Regions from separate parts of the Homo sapiens genome. Here region 1 is linked to region 2. Evidence: chromatin loops called from intact Hi-C (ENCODE). Cell type or tissue: PC-3. All regions are shown on one strand. Links, peaks and the distances in the headings refer to the core of each region. The heading gives the core; the rest is flanking DNA.

Region 1 (8,378 bases), core at 246-8,245, 100 kb before region 2:
AGAATATGATGGCAAAGCTGTGACCAAGCTGGGAGGAAAATCGGTTTTGAGACTTCTGCATAAAACTTGAGCCTCTAAGGACAGGAACCTGAGGGAGGAAAACATGCAGAGGAGGGTGATAAGTGTGTTTGTCTGACCTGGCTTTAGTGGAGTGAGGGAAAGCAGGAAATAGTCTCCCAAAATTCCTGAACCTTAAATTCTCATTTGTACACTTTCAGATTTGAAGACACATTATTGGTGAAGCCTATAAAACCTTAAGCCAACATTTTAATTAATAGTGTCCTGTGTTTTTAATTCTTTACTTGCCTTACAAAAGTATGTGCAGAAAATTATTGCATGTCATTTTTTGATAATTATTATGTGCTATGTATATGTGGTTAAATAGCCTTTATTGCTGGTGCATAGAAATGAAATTTCTACATATTGTTCTTCTTTTTTGACACTCTGCTGAAGTGTCTTATTCATTTTAATATTTTCTTGGACTCTCTAGTTTTTCCTGTATAGATAATTTATCATTTACGAATACAGTCATGCACCACATAATGACGTTTCAGTCAACAATGGACCACATATACAGCGGTGGTTCCATAAGATTTAAAAATTATATATTTACTATACCTTCTCTATGTTTTAGACACGTTTAGATACATAATACTTATCACTGTGTTACAATTGCCAACAGTATTCAATATAGTCACATGCTGTCCAGGTTTGCAGCCTAGGAGTAATAGGCTCTACTATCCAGCATAGGTGCATAGTAGGGTATACTGTCTAGATTTGCGTCAGTCACTCTGTGATGTTCCCACAATGATGAAATCACCACCTAGCAATGTATTTCTTAGAACATATCCCTATCATTAAGTGACAGTTGTTTGTTTCTTTCCATCTTTTAGATTTTATTTTTTTCTCTTTATTTTTCTGCTGGCTATGACAGATACCAGATACTATAGTGTGGTAGACATGGTAGCAGGCTTCTTTTTTACCCCTCGTGATTTGAAAGGAAGATTCTTCGAGTTTGACTTTTGCTACAAACCTTTTAAAGCTATTTATCAACTTAAGGATAGTCTACTCTATTCCTAGCTTTTTCAGAGGATGTTTTTTAAGATCATAGATTAACATTATTAATTTTTTCTGCATTTGTTGATAGATGTATATAGGGTTTCCTCCATAAGTCTATTAATGAAGCCAATTAAATGGATAGATATTCTTACCTTGAATAAAAGAATTATCCCATAACCATTAATGGTTAAAAATCTTCCCACAAAGAAACGGTAGTCACAACAATTAATAGATGACTTTCTCTAACTATTTAAAGAACAAATATTTCAATCTTATAAAATACCTTTTAGGGAAAAATAAGGACAACACACTAACAAACTACATCAGGCTAAGATAACCTTGGTACCTAAAGCAAACAAAAATATTGAAAAAATTAGCATCTATGAGCCCATTTATATGAAATATCAAGAATAGATAAATCCACAGAGATAGCAAAATAATGGTTGCCAGGCATTGAGAAGATAGTGACTGCTAATGGGTATAAGACTTCTTTTGGGGGTGATGAAAATGCTCTAAAATTGATTAGAGTAAGGCCTGAATAACTGTGAATACACTAACAACTATTGCATTGTATACTTTATTTTTACAAGTTATTATTTTTTATCATTACTTTTTAGGGACAGGGTCTCATTCTGTCCCCCAGGTTGGAGTGTGGTGATGGAATGATAACTTACTGTGACATTGAACTCCTGGCCTTAAGCAAATCTCCTGCCATGGGCTCCCAAAGCACTAGGATTACAGATGCAAGCCACTGTGCTTGGCTACCTTGTACACTTTAAATGGACGACTAATGTTGTATATGGGTAATATCTCAATAAAACTGCTTTAAAAGTGTTATCCAAAATCGCTCATGAACATAGGTGCAAAAATCTTAAATACAATATTTTAAAAACTTATCAGCAATATATAATGAAAGGTAACACATCAATATCAAAGGTGCTTCAAAGTTAGAATGTCAGTTACTCTAATCTACTCCATTAACAGATTTATGGAGGAAACCCTATATATTCTTTATCTAGAAAATTACAGACAGATGGTGAAAAACACTGAAGAACAGAATTTAGGGACAAAACAACATGTTCTTCATTAGAAAACTTAATATCATAGATCTGTCAATTCTCACCCAGTTGGTCTACAGATTCAATGTAATTCCAATAAAAATTTTGACAGATTTTCTGAGTCATGCATGCCATACTTATTAAAAACTTACATGGATGTTTTCTTCTTTTCTTATTTTTCCTTTCCTTTCCCTTCTTTCCTCACAGAGGTAGCATGGCCAGTGCCCAAAGTATGATGATGACAATAAATACAGGCAAATATTTGCATATACACATGGAGATCAAGTAACAAATCCTAATTGTGGAGTAGGTGACAAGGTAGTTCATGAAATAGAAGACACAAATGGCCAATAAGCCAAAGAAAAAGTGCCAAGTTTCATTAGTAAACAGAAAAACAAAATGCAAAATGCAGTTTAAATTTATAATGAGCCATCTTTTTATATCCAGTAGAGCATGAAAAGTTAAGAAGTCTATTAACATCATCTATGGGTGAGGATGTGAAGTCATAGAAACTCCCATAGCCTGTTGGTAGGGGTAAAAATGACTTTGAAAGTGATTCGATATTACCCAGCAAATTGAGTTTGTGTATACTCTACAATGTAGCCATCCCAGCTATTCCACTTCACCTCCCGCCCCTCCATGGGGTATCATACCCCAGAAAAGGAACTTTGGTATTTCTGCACCAAGACACTAATTGCAAATGTTTGTGAGAGTAAAATTGTTAATAGCAATGTTCTTAAGATTCTTAGAAATTCTTTTGTCTAGCTGAAAGAATCTATTTATTCTACAGCACATTAAATCTTTCAGTGATTTTAACAAAGTTTCCTAGAAACACAGTCTTGATTTTATTTTTATTGCCAGGCCACTTTTTTTTTTTTTTGAAAATCTGTTACTAGTCGAAGAAGCTGGATGTCTTAGTTTGTTTTGTGTTGCTATACAAGAATGCCTGAAATAGGGTAATTTATAAAGAAAAGAGATTTACTTGGCTCACAATTCTGCTGGCTGGATCACTGGGCATCTGGTGAGGGATTCAGGATGCTTCTACTCATGTGCAGAGATCACACAAAAACAGAGGAAGCGAGAGAGAGAGAGAGAGAGAGAGAGAGAGAGAGAGGAGAGAAGTGCCAGGCTGTTTGTAACAATCAGTTCCCATGGGAACTAATAGAATGAGAAGTCATCCACCCCCAACCACTGAGGGCACTAATCTATTCATGAGGGATCTATCCTATGACCCAAACAACTCCCAATAGGCTTCAACAGCAACATTGGATCAAATCTCAACATATGGTTTGGGGGACAAATATCTAAACTATAGTACTGGAGATGAAAAACAGATTTATTTTCCAAGTGAAGCCTGGCCCCTATACTGTCTTTTAAAATTCTACTTGGAAAGTATCTGGTTCCTTCTCTACCTTGACTCTTCTATCATACTCAGTTAAAATGAACCAACAGACACTTTCAACAATCTTTTTGCTTTGCAGGAAAGGAGGTATTTCAATGACTTGGGGCTATCACATCATTAGTATTTTTAATGAGCAGACACATAAGTAGAGTATTTCAGTAAAGTGTTAAAAAATAAACAATGTATGCTCCTGTGAAGGGGATGGCTACTGTACCTCCAGTGCTGATCACACAGGCTTTTCTGAAGCATAGTCTGAGCAAAGACCATAATGGTGACTTGAGTGCAGCCATATGAAACCAGCAGGGCCAGCACCCCATGTGATGGGAGCAGTAAGTGCAAAGGCCTTGTGATGGGAACACACTGCTGTGCTGAGCAGCAGAATAAGGGCTGGCGGGTCAGAGTGCAGAGGCCAGAGAGGAGAGCTGTGAAAAAAATGGACTGTTGCCCATTAACTTTGTAAACTCTGGAAAACAGGATATTAGGTTGCATTTGCAAGGCTGCATGTAAGTTAGGTACTTCTTAAATGGTTTTGGTGTGTTATGTTCACCAAAATAATACTAATACTGGGGATGACTCATACTAAACAAGGCTGAGTTATGCTGACCCTAGATCAAAATTATGAGGTGAGTAAAGTTTGTGTTGACAATGCCTCTCCTGCACTTTCTGCTCCCCATTTCCCCGTGCGTCATACCTTGCAAGATACTCCTGCATTTCCTGTTGTGCTTCTCACGTCCGCCAGCCCTATACAGATAGTGGCATCCCCCAAAGATTAATCCACTCCTATCCAACACACTCAGCTGTGAATCACTACTGTCTGTGGTGGTCAGAAACACCATAGACATGTGAGTTCATGCAACAATCTTCCCTTTCTGTTCCCCATCAGACATTTGTTCTTTGAAAGAGAACTCCAGGATGGAAAATGTCTCAGCTATATGATAGATTTAAACTTTATAGCATCAATGGAGATTGTCCCCGCTGCCCCCATTTTCCACCTCCAACCCCTGCTATGGTTAGATATCCTAACTGAGCATATATCCATGAGGTTGTTCATTAGTGCTAATTAAGGAAAGGAAGAGAATGGTCGTTCAGCAAAAGGAGAGTTGTTTCTCAGTATTATTCATTATGTTCTTTTGGAAATTGCATGAGATGGTGACTAACCTATGTGTTGTCTCTAATTTTTCTCTGCTTCCTACACTAGATGTCACTGTGCAGCTCATTATTAATATAAGTAGCCTAAGGAAACTCTTCATAGAGAAATGGAAACTTTTTAAAATTTTTTAAATCACAAAGGATCCCTAACATGGTAGCACCTGAAATGCAAGCGATCTGCTCAGCTGGCTGCCATTCGGCATGGAGACAGCTCATTTCCTCTACATGAATTACCATTAGTCTACCCCAGTGTAACGCTAAGAAGACTTATCAACAACTTGAAATATGTTTTTATGTCTTTTTCCCATTTGCATACCTGTCAACCTGATACAAAGTGAGAATTTGGGAAATGCAAATAGCCTACTCATGAAATTTAATGATGTGCACATATGCTCTATTTTGATACATTGTAAAAATACACCATTCCCTGGATGCTTAAAAAATAATGTCCTCCCCTGAAGATAATGAAGCTTGGAATAGAGTAAGGACCCCCACCTCACCTACTTTGCCTTTTCTTGCCTCCTGTTTTAGTTGCATCATAAACCTTGAAGTCAGAAATGTGTTTAGTGTGTTTTCAATAGGTAGGATGGCCAACAACTCCAGTTTGCACCAGACTGAGAAGGTTTTAAAACCAGGAGGAGTTGGTCAACCTGCTAACGATGGACACCACAGAGATTGGCTTGCTTGTATTATTACAACCCATTACCCCCATTTGAGAACACCTCTGCACACACAGTCTGAACCCTGAGTTATTTTTGCTTAAGAACCAAGCACAAGACAAGGAGTGTTATTCAGCCTATAAGGATTTTTAAATTCTACCAGAACTACAGGTTTGAGTCACTAGTAGGCACCCAGAAGAAAAAAATATTTTCCAGGATGCTCTCCAGAAGCAGAACAATTTGGCTATGTCTAAAGTTTTAACAAAAGTGACTACAAAAATGGAATGACTTGCATAATTTCTAAAGGGCATACTGTAAAAATTTTTCAGAGACTCTGATAAGATAAATATGGTGCCATCCTGGCAAGGTAGATGTTCCTGTATTAGATAAGAGGGTTAAGTTTTCTGGAAAAAAAAAGCAAAGGAATAATGAGATGCATTGATCTAAGATAACAACTCTATAGTATATAATGCAAGCAATTACACTGATTCCAAAGGTATTGTTTTGATGTGGATCTAAAAACAGATTCAAAATAAGGTTATATTATTTTTCTCAAATGAAGAGCAAATCAGCAAACTGCTTTATTAGAGTATCAGGAGAGGATGAGGAGGAGGAAAAGGAGAATAAGGAGGAGAGGAGGAAGAAGAAGAGGTGGAGGAGGATGTGGAGGAGGAGCAGGAAAGGAAGAGAAGAGGGGAGAAGGGAGGGGGAGAAAGAGAAGAGGAAGAAAATCATGACATCTCTAATCTTCTTTAATCTTCACAACTGCCCTATGAGGAATGAATTTTTGTCTCCATTTTATAGACAAGCAATTCTGTTCTTATAATTGCTCAACTTTGCACAGGCAAGGAAGCCAGAAAAGTTTTGAAAGCAACTCTCTCTGCCACAGGAAATGCGACATTTCACCCCCGCTCCTTACTGTATCTAGAGTAGCAGTCAGGCGGTTCTCACTCAGGAATTAGGTCCTGCTCCAGGACCATTATCCTTGGGAGTCATTTACCTGACTACTGATTATGAGTACCTGGAGGATCACTCTGCTTCAGTAACACAGCTGTCATCTTTCATCTGAAGAGTTTGTTAAAAAAAATAGTAAGTTGAAAAGAATAGAATTCACACTATAGAGTAGTTTCTGCAGATTTTATAAAGCAGATAAGAGAAGAAAATAAAATAATGTAGAAAAGTCCCACCAGAAGAAATCAATGCCAAGGAGAATCTAATGCACTGACTATGTGCAAAGATACTGGAGAGGGATGTTGAAGTTCCCTGGGGCTAGGATCTCTGGTAAACAGTTCCTATGTCCAGAGGTGAAGTGGCCATGGATAGAAGTGGTTACCAGATCCATGCAGCACCTGTGTCCCAAAGGCAGTCTCCTGCCTCCTGCCAATCTCCTCCTAGAAGCCAACAGGAAGTCAGCTAGCCAAGGCCCACAGATGTAGTCCACTGGAGTCACTTCCTGAGGGTACAGAGAGGATGGAGAAGGGTGGAGGCACATCTGGCAGGCTATGGAAATACAACCATGACCAGCTTGGCCTAACCTCCTTTACTGATTCTGTTGGGTTCTCTGATTTGCTCATATTCCATCTGGCTCTAAATGACTTTTGTCACTGGGGCTGCTACGCTCCTTGAAAGACCTAGTTGCTCATTCTGCTTACAGAGTCTCATAGTTCTACCTCACATACACAAGTTTCACCAGCACAACACCAAACACCTCCATCCTAATTACAGCAGATTCAGGAACTGAAGAAAGTCTGACAATTCTGAAAAACATATTTTAAAATATTCTATTTTGGCCTGTGAACTCAGCTACATAATTACTTCTGAAAATGCTGTGTTGGCACCGTGGTGGAAGGGAGTTTATATAATCCATTGGCTCTAGGCTGGAAAAGATATCTTTGAGGTTAGCGTTTTCTGAAAGACGCTCCCAAGATACTCAAAAGCAATTTCCTCTAGAGCTGTTCCCAGTCTCCCACTTTTCAATGTTCATATGGTTAGAGGAGATGAGTTAAAAGTCATCTGCCCACCAGTCTGCAGCATCACAGTTTAACTCTTCCATTCCCACACACCAGTGGGAGATCCAAGAGTTGCAGAGTGGGCTGAGCTGTCCAGTGGCGTCAGGCAGGTGCATTTGGAATGAGATCCCTTACCAAGCATCACACCTCCATAACAAAAGGTAACTTAGCAGTCTGGTCTTCCCTGTCACTTAGAAAGAAATATCTTTTGTCAATAGCTGGTGTTTTAAGAAACATTGGTGAAGAACTAATGTGGATTAATGATGGCTGCATAGTTTTGTATTATCATTATAGTTTTGAGTGACACTGTGCTCTAGGTGTGCTTTCTTCACAAACTGAAAAATTAAGAAGCAATGGAGAGGAGTGCATTACAAACATGCAGAGACTGCTATACTACAGCTATGCCATGCTTAATAAAGCAGGAAACTATCAGATAGGCATAGTCCTTTCTCTGTAAAATAAGCAGCATATCTGAGGACATGCTACTCTAACTCAAGGATTACATATGACCGAGGGCCCAGGCACTTTGTGCTCTACAGTCACGTCTGCACCAGACCTCTTGCAGCTGAATGCAGCAGGGGTGCTGGGTAAGCTGAATAATGCCTCCCTGCCAAGATATTCATATCCTAATCCCCAAAACCTAAGACTATGTTACCTTACACAACAAAGGGGCTTTGCAGATGTGATTAAGCAAAGGCTCTTATAATGGGAAGATGACCCTGGGTTGTCCGGGTGAGCCCAATGTCATCACAAGGGTCTTTGTGAAGAGAGGCAGAAGGGCGAGAATGAGAGATGAAGATGTGAGGATGAAAGCAGAGGCCAGAGAGAGACAGAGAAATGGGAAGACGCCATGCTACTGGCCTTGAAAATGGAACAAGGGAGCCAAGAAGTAAGGCATGCAGGCAGCCCCTAGAAATTAGAAAAGACAAGGGAATGGATTGTCCTCTAAATGTCTAGAAAGAACATAGCCCTTGATTGTAGCCCAGTGAGACCCATTCCAGACATCTGACCTCCAGAACGGTCAGATAATAAGTTTGTCTTG
Region 2 (8,378 bases), core at 125-8,124:
GAGGCAATGTGATAATTGCCAAACCATCACCTGACATGTATAATGGGTGGGGAGAGAGCCCTCGCCTGCCCCACTCATACCTAACTACCTATAACGAATTTACTGTAGTAGTCCATTTTCACACTGCTGTAAAGATACTACTGAGACTAGGTAATTTATAAACAAAGGAGGTTGCCAGAAAGATGTCAGAGCCCTGGCAGTGGGAAGTGGTCAACTCACAGGTTGGTAAAAAGAATTTACCAACAACAGTATAGGTTTGAAAAAGGAAAGTTTATTAGGAAGGAAGAACACTACATTGGGTGCCTCAGCAAGAGGACTGAGCATGCCTCGGTGGATTTTTCCTTAGCGGTATCAATAGACCTTAAGGCAGGAGCTCAGGGTTGTAAAATGAGTTTCAGCACATTCCAGAGATGCAGAGAAATTTTAGTTACTTATAAAAGTTGAAAGAGGCCTGGAACCAGATGCCAACTTAGATACCAGGGAAATTGAGTTACTTCTAAATTCCCAGATAAGAAGTTTTGCCTCCAGGCCCATTTGATGGTCACCAGGAGGTGTTTGTTGCCTTCTAAATTTTTCAGATAAGGAGTTTTGCCTCTGGATGATCTGTTTGATGGTCACCAAGCGGTCTTTGCTCTCTTCTAAATTCCTCAGATAAGGATTTTTTTTTTTTTTTGTCTCCAGGGCCTGTTCAATGGTCACCAGGTGATTTTTCACAGTTCCACGTGGCCGGGGAGGCCTCAGGAAACTTACCATCATGGCAGAAGACAAAGGAGAAGCAAGTAGCTTTTCACAAGGTGGCAGGAGAGAGAAGAGGGAGTGAAAGGGGAAGAGCCCCTTATAAAACCATCAGATCTCATGAGAACTCACTCACTATCAAGAGAACAGCATGGGGGAAACCCACCACATGATCCAATCACCTCCCTCCCTCCAGGGATTACAAGTCCCTCCCTTGATCCACGGGGATTACAATTTGAGATGAGATTTGGGTGGGAACATAGATCCAAACCATATCACTAATCATTAGAGAAATGCAAATCAAAACCACAATGAGACACCATCTCACACCAGTCAGAATGGCTACTACTAAAAAGTCAAAAAACAAATGCTGATGAGGTTGTAGAGAAAAGGGAATGCTTATGCTTACGCACTGCTGGTGGGAATGTAAATTAGTTCAGTCATTGTAGAAAATAGTGTGGTCATTTCTGAAAGAACTTATAACAGAATTACCATTTGACCCAGCAATTCCATCACTGGGTATATACCTGAAGGAATATAAATCATTCTACCATAAAGACACTTGCACGTGTATGTTCGTTGCAGCACTATTCACAACAGCAAACACATGGAATCAACCTAAATACCCACCAATGGTAGACTAGATAAAGAAAATGTGGTACATATACACCATGGACTGCTATGCAGCCATAAAAAGAAGGTGATCATGTCCTTTGCAGCGACATGGAAGGAGCTGGAGGCCATTATCCTAAGCAAACTAACAGGAACAAAAAATCAAATACCTCGTGTTTTCACTTATAAGTGGAAGCTAAACATTGAGAACACATGGACACAAAGAAAAGAATAGACACCAGGACCTACCTGAGGGTGGAGGGTGGGAAGAGGCTGAGAATCAAAAAACAACCTATTGAGTACTATGTTTAATGCCTGGGTGACGAGATAATACGTACACCAAATCCCCATGGCATGTAGCTTACCTATATAACAGCCCTGCACATGTACCCATGAATTTAAAATAAAAGTTGGGGTATAAAAAGAAGTAAATAAAGAGTGATGAAATTACCCAAGACCACAGCTAGGAAGGGGTATAGCGTGAATCAGAACCTGATAGATTTGCTGAAATCTCCAGCTGAAAAATAGCACATCCACTCTAATAGATGCAATATAATTTTTGATTGGTTGATACCAGTGCCATACTGATTGTAAAATGTCTTTAGTATCACTTCTATTCATCCATTACTTCATGATATACGAAGTATCCTAAGTAATCAGAATTTTTTTGGTGGCAGTTGGGATAAGCCACATACTAGGTAATTTTCAGGATAAAAGGGCCAGGTTGACTTATTCTAATAGGTGCCTGGGCTTTGCACGGCTTTTTAGAGCTTCAGTCTAGATCATCTCTGAAACAAATTTATGATCAACCGTCCTGGGTTCCACGAACAAAGATGTGAAGCTGAGGTGTGTGTATTGTATGTTAAAATTAAAAAGTAAAATAAAAAATAATTGTCTTAAAAAGAAATAAATTCTATTAATTTTTTAAAATGTCTAACATGAAAATTATTTTGAAACTTAAATATTTGACTCATGCATAGACCCAGGCCTAGTATATTTTCAGAAATTAAATTCTCATTTGAATAGTCAAAAAATAATTCAATAAGCTCCAAACTTCTTTTCAGTGCTTTTATTACCCACAAAAATGTGGCTCATAGTTGTTGTTTTTTTTTTCTGTAATGGAATGTGCAAGGATTCATTTTATATTTGCTCATCAATTTGTAATATTCACACTGCTTTCATATGCATTTTTTCAGTTACCAGAGAGGCCACATAATATAGTGATTAAAACCATGGACTCTGTAGTCAGACTGCCAGAGGGTTAAATCCCAGTTTCCCCACTTAGTAGCAGTGTGATCTTGAGCAAGTTACTTAACTTTTTGTGCTTTAATCTTATTCCTTACAACAGGGACAATTATTGTGCCTAATTGGTAGACCTGTTGTTGAATTAATACCATAAAATACTTAGAAGAGTAAACAGTGTTAGCTATTGTTATTATAGTTATGTACTGAAATTTTCAGAACTAATGGCAAGGTATCTGAGAGTCTGAAGGGATTCATGGTAAGTGAAAGAATCAGGGCAGGATCCTTGACATTAAAGTAATTTGTTTTTTTGTTTTTGAGACGGAGTTTCCCTCTTGTTGCCCAGGCTGCCTTGCAATGGCACGATCTCTGCTCACTGCAACCTCCGCCTCCCGGGTTCAAGTGATTCTTCTGCCTCAGCCTGCTGAGTAGCTGGGATTACAAGCATGCGCCACCACGCCTGGCTAATTTTGTATTTTTAGTAGAGACGGGGTTTCTCCACGTTGGTCAGGCTGGTCTCGAACTCCCGACCTCGGATGGTCCGCCTCCCTCGGCCTCCCAAAGTGCTGGAATTACAGGCGTGAACCACGGCCCTGAGCCTAAAGTAATTTGTCAACAAAATTACTGTTTGTTAGAGTGAGCTGAACCTAGATTTTCCTGAGCCCTTCAGTGCAAGACCTTTTTCATTTTACAGGAGGCTATTTCCAGAAGATTCCAAAGCCAGATCTGGTCTTGTTTCAATAGGTGAATAAAGCAGATTATAAAAAAGGGCTTAACGATGCAATATTACATACTCCATATGATCTTGACCATTAACACGAAGTATCAAATATACTAGAGAAAAGATAACAAGCAAATATGCTAAAATATCAGAGGATTTTTCACTGAAGGTGGAATTGTAGGTGACTCTTTGTGCTTTTTTATAATTATCTGTCAAATGTTCTTTTTTGAGCAATGTTCTGTTTTGATAGAGAGGAGAAGTAGAAAACCAAAATAAGTTCAGTAACAATTGAGATTTGCTCCATTAGACTGAAGTCGAATAATGGAACCAAAAGAGGAGTAGGTGAGAAATATTTAAAATTTAAATGCTCATTTTAGAAGGATTTTTCTACCTGAATTAAAACAAGAACTGCCAGATCCATTGGTATGGTTTGGATCTGTGTCCCCATCCAAATATCATGTTCAATTTTAATCTCCAATGTTGGAGGTGGGGTCTGGTGGGAAGTGATTGGATCTTGGGAGCGGATTTCCCTCTCAGTGCTGCTGTTGTGATAGTGAGTGAGTGCTCACAAGATCTTGTTGTTTAAAAGTGTGCAGCACCTCCCCCCACCCCGTTCTTCCTGCTCTAGCCGTGTAAGATGTGCCAGCTTCCCCCTTCACCTTCCACTATTATTGTAAGTTTCCTGAGGCCTCCCCAGAAGCCACGCAGATGCTGCCATGCTTTTGGTACAGTCTGCAAAACTGTGAGCCAATTAAACTTTTATTCTTTATAAATTACCCAGTCTTGTGAATTTCTTTATAGCAATGCAAGAACAGACTAATACACTCATACTTTATGAATCTGGCATTTCAGATAAAAATTAAACAAAGACAGCCTCAGTGAGGAAATAAAGTGCAGTACTAAACACAACAAGGCAGCCTTGTCTTCTCTAGATAGAGTGAAACACCAATAAATGTTTTCCACAAGGGGGAGATAGTTGGTCAGAGTTTCATCAAACAGGACTATCAACACACTGTAAGTGAAGAAGCAATGCAAGTAAAATGCCTGGTGTTTATTCTCACCAAAGAATAAGGAGCTGCAAATATGAGGCACTCGGAAGGACCAACACAGACACACACATGCACACTCAAGTCAGAAGCAACAAGTCTTAGCAGAATACAAAGAAGATCTAGTTTACAGAGTCTTTTAAATACTATGTTCAATAAATGTTACTTATACAGAAAAAATATATAGAAAGGTATATAGACGAAAGATAAATAGATGAATTATTGAGTCTGAGGAGCTGTGTTAGTGAGAGTTCTTAGGTTCTCAGGAGAATTCTGAGTAATAATAATTTATCTACTAATTTTAAATGCAATGTATACACATTCGCTGATTCTTCTGCTTGTTGAAGTCTGCTGTTAATCCTCTCTAGTAAATTTTTCAATTCAGTTATTATATTTTCTGCTTCAGAATTTCTACTTGGTTTCTTTTTGTAGTTTCTGTCTCTTTGTTGATATTCTCATCTTGTTCAGATATCATTTTAAAATTTCCTTTAATTTGTCTGTTTTTATTTAAGTTATTTGAACATACTTAAGGAAGTTATATTAAAGATTTTGTTTAATATATCTAAAAACTGTTGTTTGCTCAGAGGTGATTTTGCCACTTTTCTTTCATCCTTTGAATGGGCCTTTTCTCTTTCTTTGAAAATACTGTGGGTTTTTTTTTTTTTTACATTAAAAAATTGGGTATTTGATGCAACAAACAAACAAAAAATGTGCATTTGAAAAAGCAATCACTATAGCCAGTCTTTGCTGACTGGTTCTTTGCCAAGAAAGGCCTTCACTATTCAGCATGCATGTCCCGAGCAGGGGTAAAGTCTTGAAGTTTTCTCAGGTCTTCCTTGAGCATGCATCTCACCTAGGACTTCGTGTGTGTGTGTGTGTGTGTGTGTGTACACGTATGTTTGCTTAAATGCTTTAATTTCCAAAAGAGTCCTAGCCCAGCTTCTTAGTGTGTCTTAGTTGTCCTGTTGCAATCCTTAATTACTAATCTCTAGCTCCCAGTATCAGTGGGTCTGTAGTCCCCTTGAAGCTTTTACAAACCATTTTCACTGACAATTTCTATGGCTTTTTGTTTTTTAGTCTGAGGCCTGGCATATGCTGTTTTTCTTCTCTGAATTCCAGGAAAGGAAAATTAGAGGGCAGAATACTAGGTAGTTCCCAGACAGTTCAGAATGTTGCAAGTAAGGTTTTTTCTTCTTCCTCTCGCCCAAGGGAGAAATTCCTTGATCAGAAACTGGGCTGCTTTATATCTACCACATCTCACTGCATCATGGAAAGAACGGGGCCAAGGTCAGTAGAAGCAAAATAAAAATTGTGTACCAATTTGAAGGTAGCTTTTTCTCCATTGGGTGATTACAGAGCAGACCTATGTACACCAGACCATTAACTGTTTTTCAGAAATCCCATAACGTTATTTTAACTAGTCTAATTTCTTTTAGTGTTTCTGTAGAAGAATAAAGGCCTGGAGCTTCCTAGTTTACTGTCTTGTTATCAAAAGCATTATTTTTGAAATATATCGAATCACTTGTCTAAATAATTTTTAATTTAAAAATAAGCAGATTACTGTGCTTTTATTTTCACAAGCTCTTTTGATATTCTGCTCTACTCATTCTCTGATCCTACCATATGAAGTATTTCAGGTAAATTTTGATGCAAGTTTAAATTAAATAGAGCTGTGAAAATGTCTTAGAAGATTTCTACTTACATGGAGGTAAGGTGGAACATAAGCCAAAGAAACATATCTGGATTCCAATTTTATTTTAAAATATTTCTACAAGAGTCATTAAAATTGTGTATGAAAAACAAAGATAAGGTTCAATAAGAGCTTAATTTAAATATGACACAAATATACAGCAAGATTTAACAGAAGTTTAATAACACAATAGACTGAAGATAAATGGTTTGCTTCTAAAGAGTCAAACATGATGCTGACTTCAGCTTTTTCTTATCCATCCTTTTCTTGTTCCTTCCTGATCACATTTGCTGCCTTGAAAAATGTTCTCTTTGCCAGCAACTTTATTCCCTCTCTCTTCCCTTCTTCAGTTTATGTTCATACTTGTCAAGAGTATATTTGAGAGTTGCCCTGTTCTGAAAATTATTCCCAATCCCTTAAACTAGATTTGGTGTATTTTTTTCTTTGTGACCGTAGCATATTATATATAGCTAGACTCCCTTTTTTTTTTCTTGTATTTTTAGTAGAGGCGAGGTTTCACTGTGTTAGCCAGGATGGTCTCGATCTCCTGACCTCATGATCTGCCCGCCTTGGCCTCCCAAAGTGCTGGGATTGAATTATTATACTACACTCATCTGTGATCTCCTTCCTTATAAAATTGTGTTTTCATCTCTATAGTCAACAGTGTCATTAAAGTTTCTTGAATAAATAAGTCTTCTATCTGAAAATCTTTCTTTTCTACTTGATAATATTTGTAACTCATTTGATTCATTTGAAGAACTGACATAAATCCATTTATAGTCTTTATCTTATCCAGTGTGAACATTCATTTAGCTGTAGACATACTAATTTGCTTGATTATAAGGTGCTATTCTGGACTCTCACTGGTGGGCTACATAATATATAGTCTATGCAATACTCACCTTTCTAAAATCAGAAGAAAAATGGTAATTTCGCATGCATATGACCCTAAGAGTTTCAGATAGAGGATGGTGGACTTTTCCATATGCAGCCAGATCCCTTGAATAGTACCTGAAATTTAGAGAGTAAACATTTTCGTGGCTGTGTGCTACATGCTGTAACAAAAATTGAGAGACAACCACCTTCACCATATGGTTTCTAACGTTTATTTAAGGTGTATCACAAAATTGAACTAAGGACATACTGGAAGTATAGGAGTTTCTCAGGAAGCATAAACCAATACTATTTATGAGAAGCTTGAATTTGAAATTTTAAAAAAGAGTATAATACTGAGAAAAAAAGGAAAAAATAATCCTAGAAACGTGTTTACTTTTTCTAATAATTTTACATGTTCATCAAATAGAAGCTTAATTAAAAATATATACTAGGACACTACAAAAGAAAATTACAGACAAATATCTTTGATGAACAGAAATGCAAAAATCCTCAACAAAGCATTAGCAAACCAAATTCAACAGCATAGTGAAACAAATTATTCACAATTATCAAGGGAGATTTATCTTTGGAATGCAAGAATAATTCAACGTATGTTGAATGTTGCAAATATAACAACATGATAGATCACATTAACAGAATGAAGGACAAAAACCATATGATTATCTCAACAGATGTGGCAAAGGCATTTGACAAAATTCAACATCCTTTTACAAGGAAAACTCTCAATAAATTATATAGAGAGGGAATGATAAAGGCCATACTAATAAGCCCATAGCTAACATTACTCTACTCTCACCCCTTTTGTTCAACATAGTTTTGGGAATCATAGCCAGAGCACTTAGGCAAGAGAAAGAAAGAAAAAGTATACAAACATAAAAGGAAGAAGCGAATTTGTCTTTATGTGCTGGTGACATGATCTTACATATAGAAAACCCTAAAAACTCTGCCAAAAACTTTTAGAATGGTAAACGAATTCAGTAAACTTGCAGATCACAAAGCCAACATACATAAATCAATAATATTTTTAGTACTAATAATAAACTATCTAAAAAGAAAATTAAGATATAATTTTATTTACAAGAGCAAAAAACTTAGGTATACATGTATTAAAGGAGATAGAAAACCTTTATACTGAAAAATAAAAGGCATCAATAAAAAAATTGAAGAAAACACAAATAAATAGAAAGATAGCCCATGTAGAAAGATATCCCACATTCATGGATTTGAAGAAATAATACTGTGAAAATTGCCATGCTACTCAAAGCAATCTACAGATTCACCATAATCCCTATCATAATTCAGATGTCATTTTTTTCACAGAGGTAGATTAAATCATCTTTAAATTTGTATGGAACTATGGAAGACCTTGAATAGCCAACGATCTTGGACAGAAACAAGAAAGCTGGAGGCACCAAACTCCCTGATTTAAAAAAAA

What was found. Peaks named below come from ENCODE experiments on the same cell type or tissue, not always from the same donor. Only the 100,000 strongest peaks of a DNase experiment are listed, where the experiment ranks them.
Region 1: a loop joins it to region 2, with 12 times the contacts of the local background. A loop is called at or near these places in 2 of 110 quality-filtered maps.

The regions. Positions count from the first base shown.
Region 1 is chrX:8,864,403-8,872,780 of GRCh38, forward strand. No RefSeq gene overlaps it. Among named protein-coding and RNA genes, the nearest start is that of LINC03114, 59 kb to the right of the region's middle. In PC-3, for the core only: a CTCF peak has its summit at 4,706 (motif pointing right); a DNase peak (open chromatin) is centred at 4,219; H3K4me3 peaks cover 1,226 bases; H3K27ac peaks cover 3,370 bases.
Region 2 is chrX:8,967,041-8,975,418 of GRCh38, forward strand. No RefSeq gene overlaps it. Among named protein-coding and RNA genes, the nearest start is that of LINC03114, 44 kb to the left of the region's middle. In PC-3, for the core only: a CTCF peak has its summit at 4,281 (motif pointing right); a DNase peak (open chromatin) is centred at 4,291.